7 separate regions of the Homo sapiens genome follow, and all the other regions are linked to region 1. Evidence: chromatin contacts called from ENCODE Hi-C or POLR2A ChIA-PET data. All regions are on one chromosome and are shown on one strand. Each heading gives the region's core, a stretch centred on a gene start or an enhancer-like site at or near the end of the contact. The rest is flanking DNA. Distances are from core to core; before and after follow the strand shown.

Region 1 (2,805 bases), core at 84-2,583:
CATTTCTCACTACTCAAATCATCCCAACTCTCTATCCCATCAGAGTTCCAAGAGGGGAACGTACAAAACTCAAGGCTTTGCACACCCTATTTCTAATACCCGGAAAATCCCTTAACTCTCTGGTTAAAAAACAAATCCTGTTCACCTGCAAAGCAGAGCCGCAACAAACATCCATTGAATGCCTACTACTTAAGGCCTACTGGATTCGTGATCAGAGCACAGAGTCTGGAGCCAGACTACTTGAATTCAAGTCCCAGTTTTGCTACTTTCTAGCCACATGATCTCCAGAAGGTAAATTACCTGTATGATAAATCATGTCTCAGGTTCCTCAACTATAAAACAGAGATAACAGATTTTCTGCAAAGGGTTGTTGTGAGGATTAGATGAGTTAGTTTCTGGGGCATACATAGTAAGGACTACATAAGCTTTGGTTATCATTATTATACTTCCTTCGGAATCTCTGGGTTCTCACAAAACCTTTTCTTCAAGCTAGTATTTACTGACAACATGCCCAAGCCTTTTTAGGCATTCTCCTCCTCACAAAAATTCTACAGGCATTACTACTATCACCATTTTCCAAATGCAAAAACTGAGGCTTAGGGAATGAAAATAACTCTAAGTCCCACCAGTTAATTACTAGTGGAGCTGGGATTCGAACTCGTGCTTTTAAATTCTACCTATAGTGTCTGAAATGCTGTGTGGATTTCCTGGATGCATGTCTCCCTCTACAAGACAGCAGCACTAAGGGGTGGTCTGTGTGGGTGTGAAAGAGGTAGGGACTGTTAGCATAATATTACTCCGCTTCCCCCTATCAGCCAACTGCTCCGACCCAGGCAGCCAAACCAAAAGCCCTCCCTTCCCCAAAAGAACTCGAGAGCTTCCCAGCTTCCAGGGCAGGGCAGATGCCTGGCAGCGGCGCCTGGCAGGGTGGGCGCTCACTACCTTGCAGAATATAAGAACCACTAGCTGGGGAAACCATTCCGGGCCCGCAGCCGGGTGCCCGCCCCAAAGCCCCCACCCCTGCCGCGGGCAGGGCACGCCGGAGCCCCGCAGCAGTCCCCGGGGCTCCCCTCGAGGGTACGGAGCCCGGGCAGGGAGCCACCGGCCGGCTCCCAAACTGCACCGGCCGCGCCTCCTCTGCCGCACGTGTGCGGCCCATGCCGCCGTCACCCGTCCGTCACCTCCGCGGCCGTCGCTTCCCGCCGTCAGCAGCTCCTTGGACACTGGGACTCCTGAGGAATCCCGGGTGGGCGACGAACAACTCGGGCTAGCCTTGGGCTTGCCATGGACCTCCATGCTTCCCTCAAGCCTGCACTCTCAGGCCCGGATGCAGGAAAAAGGCTCGGGTAAGGGGGCGGGGAGAGGGCCGCGATTGGAGGAAACTGCGGTGGGCGGAGTAAGGAGCGGAGAGAGAGGCGGGGCGAGCGTGGTGCAGCCTGGAGGCTGCGCGGGAGCAGGGGCCATTCCTACTCCTGGGAAAAAGAAAGGTTCAGACACTGTCATAGGAAAAAACAGCGGGCAAGGCTCGATTTCGCCAAATTCGGGCATAAAGAGCATAACATTAGGCTTCCCTCCTCTTTATCCTTTTTTATTAAATTTTTTTTTAATTGGTGAAAAAACACGTAACAAAATCTACCATCTTAACCATTTTTAGTTGTACAATTCAGTGGTGGCAGACCTCTAGATCATTTTCATCTTGCAAAACTGAAACCTTATACCCATTTACCCCTACTCCAGTCCCTTGGTAACCACCATTCTACTTTCTTCTTTGTTTCTTTCTTTTTGAAACAGCCTTGCTCTGTCGCCCAGGCTGGTGCCTCAGCCTCCCAAGTAGCTAAGATTACAGGTGCACACTACCACGCCCGGCTAATTTTTGTATTTTTGTATAGAGACGGGTTTTCACCATGTTGGCCGGGCTGATCTTGATTTCCTGACCTCGGGAGATCCACCCACCTTGGCCTCCCAAAGTGCTGGGATTACAGGCGTGAGCCATCATGCCCAGCTACCATCGTTCTACTTTCTGTTACTATGAGCTTGACTACTTCAGATACATTATGTAGGTGGAATCATACAGTACTTGCCTTTTTGTTACTAATTTCACTTAAAATAATACCCTCAAGGTTTAGACATGTTGTAGCACATAACAGGATTCTCTTCTTTTTTAAGCCTGAATAATATGCCATTGTATGTATATACCACATTTTCTTACCATTGATCTCTCAACAGGCGTGCTGGTTGCTTCCACCTCGTGGTCATTGTGAACGCTGCTGCAATGAACATGGTGGTACAAATATCTCTTAGAGACCCTGCTTTTCAATGCTTTGGGATACATACCCAGACATGGGATTACTGGATAATAGGGTAATTCTACTTTTTAGGTTTTTGTGAAGCCTCCGTATAGTTTTTCATAGTGGCTGCACCATTTTACATTCCCACAGTGCACAAGAGTTCCAATTTCTCCACATCCTTGTCAATATTTCCTTTTTCTGTTTGGTTGCTTCTTTCTTTTTGACAGTGAGCATCCCAGTGAGTGTGAAGTGATATCTTGAAGTTTTGGTTTGCATTTCTCTAATGATTTAGTGATGCTGAACACCTTTTCATGGGCTTGTTGGCCATTTATATATCTTCTTTGGAGAAATGACTATTCAACTCCTTTACCCATTTTTTAATCTGGTTATTTGTGTTTTTGTTGTTGAGTTGTAGGAGTTATTTATATATTCTGGATATTAACCCTTTATCGGATATATGATTTACAAATATTTTCTCCCATTCTGTAGGTTGCCTTTTCACTCTATTGCTTCCTTT
Region 2 (2,805 bases), core at 179-2,678, 470 kb after region 1:
GGCTGCACACGCCACTGGCTGCAGACTGTCTGACTTCCTGAGCAGATACAAGCAAAGGCCAAGTGCCCTCAAGGGAATTCAAAAGCCCCTGCCATCCCCGCTCCCATGCTGTGAGCCTGGGACAGATTTAGCCTCCAGCCACAGAACACTTCACTGCACCAGCTTGATGCTCAGGGCTTATCCTGAACATGGCTAGGATCATGCCCCAGGAAGAAGATCCTATGAGTGAACAAAATTACGCCATCCTAAGAATCCCCTTCAAGAAGTGCTTTGCAATTTCAGATGCTGGAACAATCTATCCTATAGCAGACTGAGAGGTTTGTTTTTTTTTGTTTTGTTTTGTTTAAAAAAAAAGGTTACACAAGTGGCTAAGTAGCAGCAGCAGTGGTGCTCCTCCTGACCACCACCCATGTACTAACCCGCCCTTCTTACACTAACAACTGCTGCTCCTACTTAGCAAACTAATCACTAACCATTAGTCCTACTGCCTCTCACTGAATGCACCCATGTCCATTCCTTTAGGCTTATAAAGCATTTACTTCTCCATTAGCTTATGTGGCATGTAAGATCCTGAGAGATGAGCAGAGCAGGTGCCATTGGGCCCATTGGACAGATAAAGAAACTAATGCTCAGTAGTTCAGAGACTGTCCTGAAGCCTCCCCAGCTGATGAGCAGTGAACTGGTTTTGCTGCCTCATCCCTTACTGCCTGTAGCATGGGTGTGCAGAAAGACAACAGACAACTTTGATCAGTTCCGACGCCAGCAACTAGGAATGAAGCTAAGACATAAGGAACATGGAGCTCCTGCACCCCGTTCCCTGATGGAGTCCCAGTCCCTTGCACAGCTGTGCCTCCTAAATTAAACACACGCACTCTCCATAAGTAGTTTCCTAGGAAAACCAGACTACTGTCCTTTAGGAACCAACCCTGCACCTGCAGAAAAGCCTTCAACAAAACCAACTGTGAAGGCTTTGCCGAAACAGTTCTCAGAACAGCTGTCCTGGTCCTGCCACAGCACAGGAAATCATCCCATCTTGGCAAACCCCACTCAACCATGTTTCCATGCTGCAGCCTTAGAGGAATGAAAATATCAATCTGAGCCAAGCAAATCTAACAGGCTATCATGCAAAATGCTGGTGTCAAATCAAGCCTCAACCAGTAATTATCCATCAAGCAGGGCCATAATAACCGGCTCCCTGGGGTCACTTCGCTGGGAGGCAGGGAGGTGGTTACTAAAGAGGGAGTTGGAATTGGACAAGTGACAGCCTTAAGAGAAAGGCGTTCATCTCACTTTTCTAGATTCTTCTACAGGTTAGGGGGTTCTACCCAACCCTCTAACCAAACCTATCCCCACTGAGGTCAAAACCCATCCTGTGGCTGCCTCGAGGCATTTATGATGACGCACTGGGGCAGATCTCCATCTATCATGCTGTGCCCTCCTTTAAGTTTAAAGGAAGTTGGCTTTAGCTAATGGTCTGAAAGGTGCTTCCTTTACCAACTGCTGTCATTAAACTAGCAAACTATTAATTTAAACTCTTATGGTAAGGGGGTTTCCTGGAAATTCCTTAAAGGAAGTCTGTAATTGACAGTGTGGTTAAACATCATACAGACAGCACAAAAATCCTAATCAAATACAATTAGTGCAGGCTCAAGTCCCCTTGTAGACCAATAGCACTTTTGTTCATAAGAAGTACTGTGCCATACCCCTGTTTAGGGTTGGGACTATTATGGAGAAAGAAACACACACACACACACACACACACACACACACACCTCAAGAGTCCAGGCCTAGGCCTCAAAGTTCATCATGACATTTGCTCCAACTCTATAATCCGACTGAAGAGAAGAAAGAGTTAAAAAAAAAAAAAAAGAAAGAAAAAAAGAAAAAGAAAAGATTTTAAGAAAAAAATGGTTTCTATTAAAATGCATAACACCATCTTTCAAAGATGAAAGGACTTAGTAGAAACACCATAAACCTCAGAATTACACAGTAAATTGCTTCTTTTGTTTAAGGCAAATTAATATTGGATCACAGATAAAAAATAAATCCTCCCAACATCCCCAGCTAAAGGATGCTATATTCATTATGCAGCTTGGAAGACTGCATGTTGACTATTTTGTAGAAAATGAATGAAGGGTTGGTTATAATCACCTTCCCACTCAAATCCTGTCTCATTACCTGAAGTGTTTTTCCTGCAAAGTGACACACAAATGATTTTCTAGTCTTCGCTTTCTTCTCATAAGCCACCATATGCAGGGCGAGGGAAAGTCCGGGGTGTATTAACTATGCCAGTGAATCTGCCCGGGGTCCTTCAAAGTGCTTCCCAGAACACGGTGCACAGACATCGTATTTGCCTAGGTCTTTATCAGAGTCCAACTGAATCTGGCACAAAGGCAACTGACAACCTCTGAATATCCCTTACCGAGCCCATATAATTAGTGAAGGAAATACAGCATGATAACATGTGTATCATCCGAATCTTCCCTCCTTCCTACTCACGCGCTCCTGTCATACTTGCTAACTCAAAGGTGGTCTTTATTTTTATGTTTATTTTTTTGAGACAGGGTCTCGCTCTCTCACCCAGGCTGAAGTGCAGTGGCACAATCATGGCTCACTGCAGTCTTGAACTCCTGGGCTCAAGCAATCCTCCCGCCTCAGCCTCCCACGTAGCGGGGACTACAGGCACGTGCCACTGCGCCTGGCTAATTTTTTTATTTTTTTGTCAAGTAAGGGTCTCACTATGTTGCCCAGGCTGGTCTTGAGCTCCTGGGCCAAGCTCCCACCTCAGCTTCCTAAAGTGCTGGG
Region 3 (2,805 bases), core at 132-2,631, 410 kb after region 1:
CTGAGACGATGGGGTTTTCTAGATATACAATCATGTCATCTGCAAACAGGGACAATTTGACTTCCTCTTTTCCTAATTGAATACCCTTTATTTCCTTCTCCTGCCTGATTGCCCTGGCCAGAACTTCCAACACTATGTTGAATAGCAATAAAGATCTAAAACTGACACCCTAACATCACAATTAAAAAGTAGAGAAGCAAGAGCAAACACATTCAAAAGCTAGCAGAAGGCAAGAAATACCTAAGATCAGAGCAGAACTGAAGGAGACAGAGACACAAAAAAACCTTCAAAAGATCAATGAATCCAGGAGCTAGTTTTTTTAAAAAGATCAACAAAATTGATAGACTGCTACCAAGACTAATAAAGAAGAAAAGAGAGAAGAATCAAATAGATGCAATAAAAAATGATAAAGGGGATATCACCACCGATCCCACAGAAATACACACTATCATCAGAGAATACTATAAACACCTCTATGCAAGTAAACTAGAAATTCTAGAAGAAATGGATAAATTCCTTGACACATACACCTTCCCAAGACTAAACCAGGAAGAAGTTGAATCTCTGAATAGACCAATAACAGGCTCTGAAATTGAGGCAATACTTAATAGCTTACCAACCAAAAAAAGTCCAGGACCAGACGGATTCACAGCCGAATTCTACCAGAGGTACAAGGAGGAGCTGGTACCATTCCTTCTGAAACTATTCCAATCAATAGAAAAAGAGGGAATCCTCCCTAACTCATTTTATGAGGCCAGCATCATCCTGATACCAAAGCCTGGCAGAGACACAACAAAAAAAGAGAATTTTAGACCAATATCCCTGATGAACATCGATGCAAAAATCCTCAATAAAATACTGGCAAACCGAATCCAGCAGCACATCAAAAAGCTTATCCACCATGATCAAGTGGGCTTCATCCCTGGGATGCAAGGCTGGTTCAACATATGCAAATCAATAAACATAATCCAGCATATAAACAGAACCAACGACAAAAACCACATGATTATCTGAATAGATGCAGAAAAGGCCTTTGACAAAATTCAACAACCCTTCATGCTAAAAACTCTCAATAAACTAGGTATTGATGGGACGTATCTCAAAATAATAAGAGCTATCTATGACAAACCCACAGCCAATATCATACTGAATGATCAAAAACTGGAAGCAGTCCCTTTGAAAACCGGCACAAGACAGGGATGCCCTCTGTCACCACTCCTAATAGCTCCTTTTTCTAGTCTAACCAGTGGCTGGATTTGATAATACATCTTGCACTGTTTTGATGAGAGGTGATACGGTCCAGGGGTTAGGAGCCAGAAAGGTCTGGAGTCAGACAAACTTCATCATCAGACCTGAGCTGCCACTTCCTCTTGTGTGGTGATCCTCACAAGCCATGACCCTCTCTGATCAAAGTGTCCACAGCACTTCAGGAGACTGAAAGCCTGTGTCTACAAGCACTGACAAGTGGGACGCTGGAGGCGTTCAGTCAACATTGTTCTTAATAATATTGTCTGTCGCCGGGTGCAGGACTCAGACCTGTAATCCCAGCACTTTGGGAGGCCGAAGCGGGCGGATCACCTGAGGTCAGGAGATCAAGACCAGCCTGACCAACAGGGGGAAACCCCATCTCTACTAAAAATACAAAATTAGCCAGGCATGGTGGCACATGCCAGTAATCCCGGCTACTTGGGAGGCTGAAGTGGGAGAATCGCTTGAACCCAGGAGGCAGAGGTTGCAGTAAGCTGAGATCGGGCCATTGCACTCCAGCCTGGGCAATAAGAGCAAAACTCCATCTCAAAAAAAAAAAAAAAATTGTCTGTCCTCCAAAGACAAACTACTGAGTCCACCACCTGCTAGCTATGTGACCTCAGCTGATTAACTTATCCTCTCTGCCATTTTCTCATCTCCAAGATGAAAACAAGAATTCCTACGTTCCAGGCTGGTTTTGAGAATTATTAGATGATATCATTCAGGAAAAGCACAGTGCGCTGGGTGAGGTGGCTCACGCCTGTAATTCCAGCACTTTGGGAGGCCAAGGTGGGTGGATCACCAGCAGTCAGGAGTTCGAGACCAGCCTGGTCAACATGGCGAAACTCCGTCTCTACTAAAAATACAAAAAATAGCCGGGTGTGGTGACAGGCGCCTGTAATCCCAGCTACTCAGGAGGCTGAGGCAGGAGATTCACTTGCACTTGGGAGGGAGAGACTGCAGTGAGCAGAGATCACGCCACTGCACTCTAGCCTGGGTGACAGAGCGAGACTCAGTCTCAAAAAAAAAAAAAAAGTGCAGTGGCTTACATATACTGAAACTGAATAAATGGTAGCAATTGTTAATACTGTTGCTATTCCTTCTAAATTCCCGAGTTGCTTGAAGGCAAGAATCTTGTGTATCCACTTCTGTATCCCTAATACTAAATGCCTGGCACATTTTCTTGCAGGAAGGAAAGGAGTAGGCTTCTTCCTGAGGTCCTGCCATGCTCATCCCCAGTGAGCTTGGTTCCTGATTTCAGAGAGAGGCATAGATGGGACACCAAGAAGGCACGTGGCTTGGGTGGGCTGCACAGTGCTGAAAGGTGGAAAGAGGATCTGCTGGAGTGTGGAAGGTTTACAGACGGTAAAATCTGCAGCTGCTCACACACCTACTAGTGGGAGGGGGAGGCTTGCGAAATGTTAAAAATGAGTCGATTTTCTCATATACAACAAGAACAACAACGAAGACAGTGAGGAAAAGAGGAATAAACAAGGTGTGGGTGGAGAAAAACAGGTACCTGAGCCTGGCTCTTGTGAAACAGAACCCTTTAGGAGT
Region 4 (2,805 bases), core at 99-2,598, 380 kb after region 1:
CGGACAGCCCTGTGCTGTGAGTCTCTCCCCTTGCAACATAGTAATCACAGAGCAAGTGTAAATGCTAAAGAAAGAACCAAGCAGGGCAGGGCTGAACCACATGATGATGTTGTGAAGATTTCAGGGAACCCACGAGAGGACCAGGAGGTGGGCGGGGCAGAAGGACAAGCTGTCTCGCCCTAGCTGGCATTTAGGGGAAATTAGGCCCTATTAATGGCTGACAATGCAGCTCTGCCCTGTGCCTCTGAACTGAGCCAGAGCGGCCCGCAGATGTGCTCGGCCCACAAATATGCAGTTGACACCTCCTGAACTTTCGGTGACTTGATTCCAGCTGATCTGATCGGCAATTACATTTTATTTTGGGGCCAAGGAAACAGCAGAGAACCAGGAAAATTATAAGACATCAGAGTACAGTTTTTCTAAGAATATCAACTCCAAACTTTTTTTTTTATTTTTTATTTTTTTGAGACGGAGTCTGGCTCTTTCGCCCAGGCTGGACTGCAGTGGCGCAATCTCCGCCCACTGCAAGCTCCGCCTCCCGGGCTCACGCCATTCTCCTGCCTCAGCCTCCGGAGAAGCTGGGACTGTAGGCGCCCGCCACCACGCCCATAGAATTTTTTGTATTTTTAGTGGAGGCGGGGTTTCGCCGTGTTAGCCAGGATGGTCTCGATCTCCTGACCCCGTTGTTGTTTTATTGGTTAGGGGTTTGCAAGGCACTAAAATAAGAAATCTTGGACACTAAAATAAAAAACTCTGTACACTCAAATCAGATTATAGCCAATTTCCCCATATTATAGCCAGTTTTCCCAGATTATAGCCAAAATTTCCCAATTTTCCCAACCCTTTGTCCAGTGAAAATCTGGGTTTGATTTTTTTTTTTTTTTTTTTTTTGGAGAGGGGATGGGGTAACTCCCACCAAGAGAACTTTGCTAGTAACAGCAAGTACAGACAGCATAGAGGTAAAGAAATTTGGATTTGTAGTTTGTTTTTGGGTTGAATTTCACTCTGTTTATTACTAGTTTTGTGGCCTTGGATAAGTTATATGAAGTTATTGGCCTCAGTTCCCCCATCCATAAAATGGGGATATAAAACCTAGCTTGGGGCTTATTATTACAAGGATTAGATAAGATGTTTATAAGCATCTAGATAGTATCTGGCCTATGGTACTGGTAACAGAGTAACTAAGATGACATCTTCTTGTCATAATGTTGGTTTCTTATCACCTAAAATAAACAGTTCCTGTTTTCACCATTATATATCAAGCCCAAATAAGCAGTCAGTACAAAAAACGGAAACACCAGCTCGGGGAGCAGTTTGGTTTCTAGCAACTAGAGGGTTTGTCATCTGCCTCAGTGATAACATCATTCCGGGCTCAGCAGCTTCAACAGCTTGGCTGGTAGGGAAATACAAGAAACTGCAACTGAGCCCAATCAGGTGCAAAGTTTGTAAATGGCTCATGGACACAAAACCAACTAAACTCAGTAGAAGCTCTCACTCCCTTCTCTCCTCAACTCCCTGGCCCACAGCAGCCCAAATGATCACCAAGACAGTTTCTCTGAAAAGTGCCACTTACTGAACTTGCGTGGGATGGAACATAATTGCAGCTTGTAAAGGAAACCAGCCTAAGAAAAAACATCCCGAGGAAACGAGGTGATTTTCCTGCAGCTACATTTCCCTGGTTGCTGGCTAATGGGGCCAGACAACTTGCCCAAGACGTCCTTGAGGGAGGATGGTGACTCATCCACCTACGCCCTCCCCAATGCCTCCCAGAGCTGCTCTCCAGCCCTAGTTTCCCTCCCAAGTCCCAGGCTACTGCTCAATAGGCCTGTCATCCAGACAATGCTCAGAACACTACCGGAAGGAAGAGAGGGCCCCTACCCAGGACAGGCATCTCTTCTATGACTGGTTTACAATGGGACCAAGCAGAGTCTGCCTCGCCAGTCAAATCATTCCCCTCAACTCTGGGCCCAGAGTTACCAGCCACAAAAGGCTAAGCACACACCCTCTCCACCCTTTTGTGCCCAGCGCCTAGTGCTAAGCTGCTAAGCTACTAAGCTATATGTTCCTAGGTACATGTAACAGCACATGAAGAAATGAATGAAAAAAAGGAGTGAATGAACCCATGAAGGAGCAAACTCCACAGGAAGCTCCAAGCAAGACACATCACCACATGCAACACTGCAAGGCAGGTATTGCTCATGCCACATTATAAATCAAGGAAAGAAATCTCAGAGAGGTTAAGTAAACACCCCATAGTCACATAGCTAAGAAATGATGAAACTAGGCTTTGAACCCAGGTCTGACTCCTAAGTCAAGGCTTCTGATATGGAAGCCACCCTCCTGACCACAAAAATGACAAATCATACTGACAGAGCCCCTGACACATCAGAATTATTTCATCCTCCCAACATTCCAGGGAGAGTTTTAGGTAGGAAAACTGACCCCTAAAGATAACTCATCATATATTCAGGGTTGCACAACTAGTTAGAGATGAAGCCGGGATTTGAACCTGGACTTTCATGTTTTGAATCACAAGTATTTGAGAGCCCTGTGTTAGGTACTGAGGAGCCAACAGTGAACAGGACAGACGCAGTCCATGGACCTTCCATCCACAGGGGCGGTGACTTCAGATATAGCTTTTCCCATGACACCATATGTTACCCATAAAATTTGCAGCAGTGTTTCAGTAGTTTTGTTTTGAAGGAGAAAATCATCTGAGAACAGAGGATATCAACAAAAAGAAGGGAATGGTTTGCATCTGAGGAGCCTGTGTTGTTTTTGACACGGGTTACCAGAAATCCTATC
Region 5 (2,805 bases), core at 87-2,586, 370 kb before region 1:
GCCAACGCACTAAAAACTGGAAAATGGGAGAGAAGCAACTTAGGGGCAACAAGAGTACCCCTTAATCTACTATAAATGGGGAAGAAACCTTGAAGATAAGGCTTATACCAAGAGAACCAAAATGCAGAGTTAGAGGAGATAAGGGATCAGGTGCCATAAACCAAATCACCTAAAAATAAAAAGTAAAAGGTGAATTCTACCAGTTTGCCTCCCACCACTTCTGGCCTGGCCCCAAGCATTGAAGCTTATCACGACTTCTTCAATTTCACAACCATGGAGTCAAACGTTGGTGCCGACGCAGGGGAAGAGAAACTAGCCCAAATTACCAAGGGATCAAGGGAAATCTGGAAATAAGTACGTGGCACATCAAGACAAATCCTGCTCTTGCTAGGGGAGCTATGCTAGACATTAAGTCCATTAGAGAAGTGAAAGGGGAAGGAAGACCCAAGGGAAGGGACTGGAACCAAGTGCTGGGGTTTGGTCGAAACATCATCCGCTTTACAGCTGTGCCCAGAGCCAATCTTAGAAGGAAGACTGACTTCTGGAGTCCAAAGAGTGCTGGAGGAAGCCAGTACTAAAGGATTTACATTAATTTACTGAGCAGTGATTCCATTTTCTAGTTGCACACGAGCCACTACTCTAAAGAATAAACTTGTGTAATAAGCTTGTTTTTCCAGGGTAAGCATGACTGAAAACCTATCGGTAAATTGCTTTCTCTGGTATCAAGACAATGTTTTGTTTCTCCTCATCTATACCATTTGAAAAATTTGTGGAAAGTAATGCAACATTTGAAAAAATGTAAGACTGAAATATTTTTTAATCATAACCTCAAATACCATCTTATCAGGAAAACCCTGTATTTATTTATTATTATTGTTTTGGTTTTTTTCTGAGACAGGGTCTTGCTCCATAGCCTAGGCTGGAGAGCAGTGGCACAATCATAGCTCACTGTAGCCTCAACCTCTCAGGCTCAAGCGATGCTCCCATCTCGGCCTCCCTAGCAGCTGGCACCACAGGCGCACACCCCGCACCTGGCTAACATATATGTTTTTTGGTTTTGTAGAGATGGAGTCTCACTATGTTGCCTAGACTGGTCTCGAACTCCTCAGCTCAAGTGATCCTCCCACCTTAGCCTCCTGAGTGGCTGGGACTACAAACACGTGCCACCATGCCCAGCTATAAAACCTTTTAAACCACAGGAACGTTCCCTAAGAACCATAGAACATGTATTCACCAATTTGGACCAGGTTTAAAAAATACACTGAGCCCAGCGCAGTGACTCACATCTGTAATCTCAGCAATTCAGGCAGCCAAGGCAGACAGATATCTTGAGCCCAGGAGTTCAAGATCAGCTGGGGCAACAAAGGGAGACCCTGTTTCTTCAAAAAATACAAAATAAAATAGCCAAGCATGCTGGCTTGCACCTGTAGTCCCAGCTACTCAGGAGGCTGAAATGGGAAGACTGCCTGAGCCTGGGAGGTCGAGGTTACAGTGAGTCATGATCGCACCACTGCACTCCAGCCTGGGCAACAGAGCAAGACCCTGTGTCTGTCTGTCTGTCTGTCTGTCTCTCTCTCTCTCCTCTCTCTCTCTCTCTCTCTCTCACACACACACACACACACACACACACACAGAAAATACATTGGGCATTCAACTAAAATCAGGTCTCCTTTTGTTAGCAAAAAAATGTAGCTTCTTTTATCAAAGAACAGGTGATCAAGGAGAAAGAATGAGTCGAGGTTCAAGCCACCCGTTGAGTATCATAATCATCTCCTAGCCTAAGGTCACACACTTACAGGGCTCTGAGTCAGACTTTCAGTCATAGCATTAATAAAACTGTTTGCAGAAACAAGTGTTATTCAAGGTGACCCCCGTAACTCATATTCTCCCCACTTTCAACGTCTTTTGGGATTGTTGAAAAGATAAATCCTCAGTTGATGGTTTAAACATGACTCACTCTTGTAGAGTAAGATACTGTTTAGTGATATGTACCTTATCAAAGTTGGCTTGACACTCGGCATGCAAGAAAAAGAAAGAAGAAAAGAAAAAAAAGCAACTGACCAAAGGCAACCACTGCAACTAAGATTACAGATGGATGGCTTCGGGTTTCCTCTGTCTCAGAGTTTCTATTAATTCCACTTCTAGCTCACTTCCTGTGAACTTACTAAAACCAGCCAGGTGCTCTTCTTACCCTTCTCAGGGTGAATAGCAGTGCTGATCCAGATTCTCTAGGTAGTTATGCATCCTTCTGTTTTATACTAGGGTCACAGACTTTTTCTGAATGAACTGGAGACATTGAATGTCTCTCTAATCATAAATAAGCTCTGTCTTCTTGTAGGTCGGGGTTCTGGAAGGTGGGCTGCCTCCAAAACGACCATGTCTCTGTGGCTGCTCTTTGGGGTGGGTGGGCTTTCGCCTACCTGGCCTTTTTTTAAATTAATGTATTTTTTGCATGCCTATTTAAAACCAAATATCTGCATGGAACACCTCAACCTTACAATCATTTTAAATTACTATGATTTATCTTACCAATAACTATCACTTTCATTAAGTGAAACCTTATTCAAAGTTAATACATAAAATATGAATCTTTTTCTTCCTCAGTAATATATGGTAGTCAAAATCTTTCATCATTACATTTACTTAGTTTCTGGGTTGTATAAAATAGCTATCCCAAGTGACCTAAAGATTTTAACAGTGAAATAATGGAACCATGTCATGATCAAGGACAAATACAGATGACAAATATGAGATAGCAGCCAGCCATTTGAAACAGCAGCTCCCAAGTCATCCTTGCTACAACTT
Region 6 (2,805 bases), core at 147-2,646, 340 kb before region 1:
GAATCTAAAAAGTTCGCTCTCCTGTGGCTCTCTGCATTGTCACCAGGACAGGATTTAATTCAAGACTCAAATTGAGTCTTAAACTCCATTTTTTACCGGCGTCTGGGTTAAGGGATGTGACAGGCCCAAGGTTACAAAGTCATTGCCAGGGCCTCCACAGCCGCCTAGGAAATACCGCAGCCTCTGACTGCTGTTTGCATTTGCTGGTTAGGCTAGGATGTGGCATCTGGTTGACTTCAATTGGAGGAGATAGGAGCTCTTTATCCAAAAGGACACTGAAATAGGTCAGCAGTTATTACTCAAAACAGATCCAGGGTACCTTAAATCCCGAGACATAGGCAGGGTGAAATAGAAGGGTGAGTTTTGGCAAAAGTCACTTGACACAAAGCCTGGCTGGCCCGGGGAAGCTAGAAGACCTTGCCTGCCAATCAACATGAAGTGGTATAAAAAGAAGTTTCTATTTGTGTGTGTGTGTGTGTGTGTGTGTGTGTGTGTTTAATGAAAAGTATCTTAACAGACTGTTAATAATAAAGCTCTGTCTCACATATGTAAAACATCCTTACTGCTGCAGCTTCTCAGAGAAATCCTAAGAGCAGCCCAGCCGGTCTTCGGCATCAAGGCAGACACAGATGCGTTTTTGCAGCTCTGCTTCTAGTTCTCCCCAACCCCACTCCCACCCTTCCCCGCTTCCTGCCCCACCACCACTGCCCGAAAAGTCCTGTCTTGCTCTGCTGCACTTTTCCAGGTGCAGCGCCTTGGTTCCGAGGAGATGGGGGAGAGGCCTGGAGGAGCAAGTGTGGGAGGTGGGGGAGCGGCCGGGGACCACGTCCGGGAATCCTCTCCCCCAGGAGAGCCCTGAGACCCGCCAGCTGCAGGTGAGCCCCGGCGGCTGCAGGGGAGCCCGCGACAGTCCTCCCCGCGCTCCCTCGGCAGAGACGCCCCGCAGGCTCGACTGCTCCAGGCGCAACCGCCCCCGCGCGGGGGACTTGCCACGCTTTCGGTCTTTCCAGAAACGGGCGGTCTGCTCCTGTCCCGAAAATGGGGACGGGGAGAGGGGGCTGCGCGCCCCCCACCCAAGATCCCTGCACCCTTCCTTCCCGCCGCCTCTCCCGCCCGCCCCCGCCGGCCCCCGCCTCCCGCCGGACTCACCTTGGCCCGCGCCCGCGCTGGTGGCGGTGGAGTTCCCGCAGCCCATCGCGCAGCCGGCCGGGGAAGCCGCGCTCCGGAGCTCTCGGCCGCGGGTCCTGGGGGCGGAGACCCAGACGAAGGGCGGCGCACCCCGAGCGGGAGGCTGACGGGGCCGCGAGGGGCCAGGAACCGAGTGGGGGCCGCCCCCTCCCACCGCCGGGAGACGCGGCCCGGGGCGCAGCGGGCTGCGGGCTGCCGGGCGGAAACCACCCGGCACCCCTCGCCCCGGCCCCGCCCCGCCCGGGGACCCGCCGGACCCACCCGTCGCCCCAGCAACCTCGGCACTGGCCAATCCCCAGCCTCCTGCGCGCTTCGCGGTCGGCCATTGGTCGTTATTACGAGGGGCGGGAGTTTAAAGTGGGCCCCGGGGCGAGGGAGCGGCAAGGGGCGTGGCCGGCGCAGCGGGGTGGGGGTGCCCACCTGCCCACCCTCAGCATCCTCCTCGCCTTGTCTTTGCTTTTCTTTCCTCACTTCCCCTCCCTGCCCCAGGATGTGGGGAGGAGAGGAAGTAGCAGGGGGCACCCTGCACAGTGGACGCCCAATAAATGCTATTGACTGAATGTTGTGCAGGTCTGAAGCCAAAACCGAAATCCCCAGCTGCTTTAACAGAAGGCCAACGCAGCTCTGTTCCCCATACGCACTGCCTGGCAAAAGTTCTTCCCCAGATTGGTCATCTTGACCTATTCCTCTTTAAAACAAATGTCTGCAACGATTTCAATAACTTGGATTCAGGACCTCCTCTCTGATAAATGAGAGAACTGTGGATGGGCACGGTGCTGTACGTTTCAACATGATAGTTGGGCCAGCGTTACTGCAGTCAGACTGTCTGAGTTAAAGTCTTCGTTCTGCCCCGTGATAGCTGCGTGACCTCAGGAAAGTAACTTAACCCATTGGGTACATCCCTTGTTTCACCTATAAAATGACAGTAACTCAGGTACATATAAAGTACCTAACAAAGTTCCCTATCTTTAGTAAATATCAGCTATTATCATTATTATTATTAACTCTAATAGAAATGAATACAAATTCCTTAAAGGGAAAGACTATCTGATTTTTCATAGCGTCCTCCTGGCTTGTAATACAGACTCACTAAATGTTTTGTGAGGTGACTTCAAGCCAGGAATTAAAGCTCCATTTTAAATTCACTTAATATTTGTAGGGAGCCTAGCCTGTGCCAAGTCCTTTGTTAAGTTCCGGGGATACAAATATGTGGGAGACAGTCTAACCAGGCAGATAGATTAAAATAAATTAATTACAATATAGAAGGAATGTTAACAGAGGAATACAGGTGCCATAGAGTCCCAGAGGATGCTGGGATGCTAGTTAAAAGACTTGCCTAAGGCCAGGCATGGTAGCTTACACCTGTAAACTAGCACTTTGGGAGGCTGACACGGGCGGATCACGAGGTCAGGAGTTCGAGACCAGCCTAACATGGTGAAACCCTGTCTCTACTAAAAATACAAAGATTAATTGGGTGTGGTGGCATACACCTGTAATCCCAGCTACTTAAGAGGCTGAGGCAAGAGAATCACTTGAACCTGAGAGGTGGAGGTTGCAGTGGGCCGAGATAGCACCACTGCACTCAAGCCTGGGTGACAAAGCGAGATTCTGTCTCAA
Region 7 (2,805 bases), core at 131-2,630, 310 kb after region 1:
GGCCCTAAATATTAATGACGTGTCTTTATAAGAGACAAAAAAGAAGACAGAAGAGGGGGCAGCAACGTGTACATGGAGCAGAGAGATGGGGCCCCAAGCCAAGGAGTTTGGCAACTGGGAGAGGCAAATAATAAATCTTCCCTTAGAGTCTCCAGAGGGAGTACAGCTTTGCTGACACCTTGATTTTGGACTTCTGGCCTCCAGAACTGGGAAAGAATACATTTCTGTTGTTTTAAGCCACCTGGTCTGTGGTGATTCATTATGGCAGCCTCAGAAATGGTGGGGCAGGTATGGCCAAGCATCAGGGTTTCAGAGTAATCCTCACGCCTGGGTGTCTGAGTGGTGGCAGCAGGAGAACAGAGGTGCCATGCGGGAGGCATGTGAAATCTGGGGGAGGCTCTTGGCTTGGAAAGTGTAGGAGGGAGAGTCACAGTCAGAATCACGAGCCAGTTTTCCAGCCAAGAAGGCTGCCCAGCAGAGCATACGCTTGTTGCCATGCACTGAGCTGCCCGTCATGGTGAGTAATCTTGCCCCATTGGGAGGTTACTCCTCCCGAGGTCCCTTTGGAGGTGGTGAAGCCAACCATCCTCACATGTTCTATTCCTGAAAGAGGCCAGGGCCAGGCCAGCTTCCAGCTCTCAGAAACACCTGCTCGTGGAATCAATGGCCACAAGGCATGGGATAGCTGATAAAGGGGTTTTCCTTCAAAGTTTTTCATTCTCTGCAGTATTTTGGCAGAATTTGCCAGAAAGCAGAAAGCAATGGTCTCTTTATTCTCCATTTCTGGAGCTATCTGCTCCTTTCGCCCCTCTCTGCAAAGACACTTGCCACAAGACAGCTGGACAGCCGGGCCCCTAATGGAGTCCTGCACACACATCACTCACACGAGCCATTACTCCGCAAGCCAGAGCTGACCTTGGGGAGAGAGGGACAATCCCCTCTCTCCCACACGGTCCACCCCCCTGTGCAGGCCAGACAGGTCTCAGGGAGGTAGGTTTCCAGAAAACGCGCTTCCCTGACATTCCTGGGCATTTTCATTGTCAGGGATGGAGAACTCGAGCTACCCAAATTGTATCAAAACATCTGAAGTCAGAGCAGAAATCTTAATGCTCCTTCCTCCAGGGCTGATCATTACAATATTCCTTAATGGGTAGGACATGGTCACTGACGGGTCAGAAGGAATGCTGCCTGGGAACTGTGCCAAGGCCTCCTGCCAAGTGCCAGTTTTGCCCCATCCCCCAACCACACCCCAGTTATGGAGAGGAAACTGATGAGTCACTGGCCGATTTGCTAACTTCAGTGTCCCAATGCCACACGCCTACAAGGTGACAAAGGGGGTTTCCATTTGGCTGTTGAAAGCCTCTTCTCACATTATGCAAGAAGAGGGCTGGGGGCGGGGAGGAGAGAGAGACAGAGAGAGAGAGAAAAAGAGAGAGAAAGATAGAGATTGGGTAAAATGTCTAAAATTCAAATCATAAGTTCAAGGGGGACTTTCTGTAAGTAAAGGAATCTTTGGTGAATAAAGTATCACCTCACTTTAAACAGTGGCTTTGCTCACACTGTAGGCGTTCTCTAGGCTGCCTGAGATAACTGTCCTGGCCCGTTTGCTGCGAAACCTGTGGGGGAAGCGACAGGACTTCCTAGACCGATCACAGTGCAGTGGGCTAAGAGCTTCCATGATCAAAACCATGATCGCGCTGGTAACAGTAATGATCAGTAGACAGGCATTCCAAGCACTTGATGTGGCTCTCCTCATCGAATATTCTTAACAACCCTAAGAATCAGGGCAAATACTGACCCCACTCTGCAAATGGGGAAATGAAGGCACAGCAAAACCAAATAACTTGCAGAGCCAAGATTTCAACCAAGCAGCCCTGCTCCAGGCTTTTCCCTACCACCCACACCCCATGCTTAGGATCACGGGCGCAGCAAGAAGCCGTGTCCAGTCAGACTGGAGATCACAAGAGGCTTTGCGGAGGAGGGTGTGCCCATGGCCAGCAGACTAGCTGTCAGCTAAAAGGAAAAGGTCATCTGCTCCCACCCCGTGTTAATGAGAAAAGCTAAAACTAGCCATTCTCTACCATCTCATCTCCAGTATTCCAATCTGGTGATTATGTTTTCAGCTCTGAACATGATCTTAGGGCTTCTCACCTGCCCAACACCCTCAGAAGGCAGGGCAGGAAATCCATATGTGGGAAATCAAAGAAACTGAAAAGGCAGAAGCAGAAACACAAAGCTGGAAAAGAGTGTGTGTGTGAGTGTGCATGTATGTGCATGTATGTATGTGTGTGTTTCTGTTGGTGTATATGTATAGGTGTGGGGGGTATGTGTGGGAGTGTGTGTGAGAATGTATGTGTGGGTGTGTGTTTATGTGGGGTGTGTGTGAGAGTGTATGTGTGGGTGTGTATTGGTTTGTGTATGTGAGGGGTATGTGTGGGAGTGTGTGTGTATATGTGGTGTGTATGTATGATGTGTGTGTATGCAGGGGTATGTGTGAGAGTATATTTGTGTGTGTGTGGGTATGTGTGGGAGAGTGTGCATGAGTGTGAGTGCGTGTGTATGGATGTGTTTGTGTGGGAGTGTGTGTATGAGTGTGAGTGCATGTGTGGGTGTGTATGTGTGGGAGTGTGTGTGTAAGTGTGAGTGCATGTGTGTATGGATGTGTTTGTGTGAGTGTGTATGAGTGTGAGTGTGTGTGTGTGTGGGTCTGAACATATGCACTTGCACATGTGTATATGCTCCATGAAGGAGGCTATGTTGGGGGTGGGTGGAGGAAATGGAGGCAGTTCATGGACGGTCTGGAAT

The links. A loop is a pair of places that touch in the nucleus more often than their neighbours do. ChIA-PET counts read pairs that join two places held with the same protein, here RNA polymerase II (POLR2A). Pooled maps may share reads with other maps.
Region 2: a pooled map shows a loop between it and region 1 (2.2-fold over the local background). The contact joins the enhancer-like site here to the promoter of NOPCHAP1 in region 1. A Hi-C loop is called at or near these places in 2 of 50 pooled maps. POLR2A ChIA-PET finds 5 or more read pairs at or near these places in 2 of 52 experiments (activated CD4-positive, alpha-beta T cell and activated T-cell).
Region 3: a loop to region 1 is called in a pooled map, with 3 times the contacts of the local background. The contact joins the enhancer-like site here to the promoter of NOPCHAP1 in region 1. A Hi-C loop is called at or near these places in 5 of 37 single-sample maps with no recorded cell type and 4 of 50 pooled maps.
Region 4: a loop to region 1 is called in a pooled map, with 4 times the contacts of the local background. The contact joins the enhancer-like site here to the promoter of NOPCHAP1 in region 1. A Hi-C loop is called at or near these places in 4 of 50 pooled maps.
Region 5: a loop to region 1 is called in a pooled map, with 2.2 times the contacts of the local background. The contact joins the enhancer-like site here to the promoter of NOPCHAP1 in region 1. A Hi-C loop is called at or near these places in 2 of 37 single-sample maps with no recorded cell type and 4 of 50 pooled maps.
Region 6: a loop to region 1 is called in a map of naive thymus-derived CD4-positive, alpha-beta T cell, with 5 times the contacts of the local background. The contact joins the promoter of C12orf75 here to the promoter of NOPCHAP1 in region 1. A Hi-C loop is called at or near these places in 1 of 168 maps with a recorded cell type or tissue (naive thymus-derived CD4-positive, alpha-beta T cell), 2 of 37 single-sample maps with no recorded cell type and 9 of 50 pooled maps. POLR2A ChIA-PET finds 5 or more read pairs at or near these places in 1 of 52 experiments (activated T-cell).
Region 7: a loop to region 1 is called in a pooled map, with 2.8 times the contacts of the local background. The contact joins the enhancer-like site here to the promoter of NOPCHAP1 in region 1. A Hi-C loop is called at or near these places in 9 of 37 single-sample maps with no recorded cell type and 12 of 50 pooled maps. POLR2A ChIA-PET finds 5 or more read pairs at or near these places in 1 of 52 experiments (activated naive CD8-positive, alpha-beta T cell).

What each region holds. Positions count from the first base shown.
Region 1 is chr12:104,984,844-104,987,648 of GRCh38, reverse strand. It overlaps NOPCHAP1 (NOP protein chaperone 1), which reads right to left and starts at 1,333. Exons shown (of 4, transcript NM_152318.3): 1 at 1,182-1,333. The coding sequence starts at 1,296. LOC105369952 (a long non-coding RNA gene) reads left to right here and starts at 1,279. Exons shown (of 2, transcript XR_007063436.1): 1 at 1,279-1,346. RefSeq lists a silencer at 854-1,103 and enhancers at 656-1,166, 1,167-1,679.
Region 2 is chr12:104,518,039-104,520,843 of GRCh38, reverse strand. The region is part of intron 1 of CHST11 (carbohydrate sulfotransferase 11); the gene reads right to left. Among named protein-coding and RNA genes, the nearest start is that of CHST11, 62 kb to the right of the region's middle. RefSeq lists an enhancer at 345-394. Within about 2 kb of position 1,428, at least 5 of the 41 ENCODE cell types and tissues checked have a DNase peak (open chromatin) inside an H3K27ac peak, as active enhancers do.
Region 3 is chr12:104,570,172-104,572,976 of GRCh38, reverse strand. The region is part of intron 1 of CHST11 (carbohydrate sulfotransferase 11); the gene reads right to left. Among named protein-coding and RNA genes, the nearest start is that of MIR3922, 20 kb to the left of the region's middle. Within about 2 kb of position 1,381, at least 4 of the 41 ENCODE cell types and tissues checked have a DNase peak (open chromatin) inside an H3K27ac peak, as active enhancers do.
Region 4 is chr12:104,603,239-104,606,043 of GRCh38, reverse strand. All of the region lies in intron 2 of CHST11 (carbohydrate sulfotransferase 11), which reads right to left. Among named protein-coding and RNA genes, the nearest start is that of MIR3922, 13 kb to the right of the region's middle. RefSeq lists enhancers at 1-277, 278-865, 1,287-1,913, 1,914-2,541. Within about 2 kb of position 1,348, at least 34 of the 41 ENCODE cell types and tissues checked have a DNase peak (open chromatin) inside an H3K27ac peak, as active enhancers do.
Region 5 is chr12:105,356,607-105,359,411 of GRCh38, reverse strand. The region is part of intron 2 of C12orf75 (chromosome 12 open reading frame 75); the gene reads right to left. Among named protein-coding and RNA genes, the nearest start is that of C12orf75, 27 kb to the right of the region's middle. RefSeq lists a silencer at 1,707-1,776. Within about 2 kb of position 1,336, at least 3 of the 41 ENCODE cell types and tissues checked have a DNase peak (open chromatin) inside an H3K27ac peak, as active enhancers do.
Region 6 is chr12:105,329,282-105,332,086 of GRCh38, reverse strand. It overlaps C12orf75 (chromosome 12 open reading frame 75), which reads right to left and starts at 1,396. Exons shown (of 6, transcript NM_001145199.2): 1 at 1,150-1,396. The coding sequence starts at 1,195. RefSeq lists an enhancer at 1-314 and silencers at 971-1,070, 1,101-1,760.
Region 7 is chr12:104,670,371-104,673,175 of GRCh38, reverse strand. All of the region lies in intron 2 of CHST11 (carbohydrate sulfotransferase 11), which reads right to left. Among named protein-coding and RNA genes, the nearest start is that of MIR3922, 80 kb to the right of the region's middle. RefSeq lists an enhancer at 1,161-1,765. Within about 2 kb of position 1,380, at least 31 of the 41 ENCODE cell types and tissues checked have a DNase peak (open chromatin) inside an H3K27ac peak, as active enhancers do.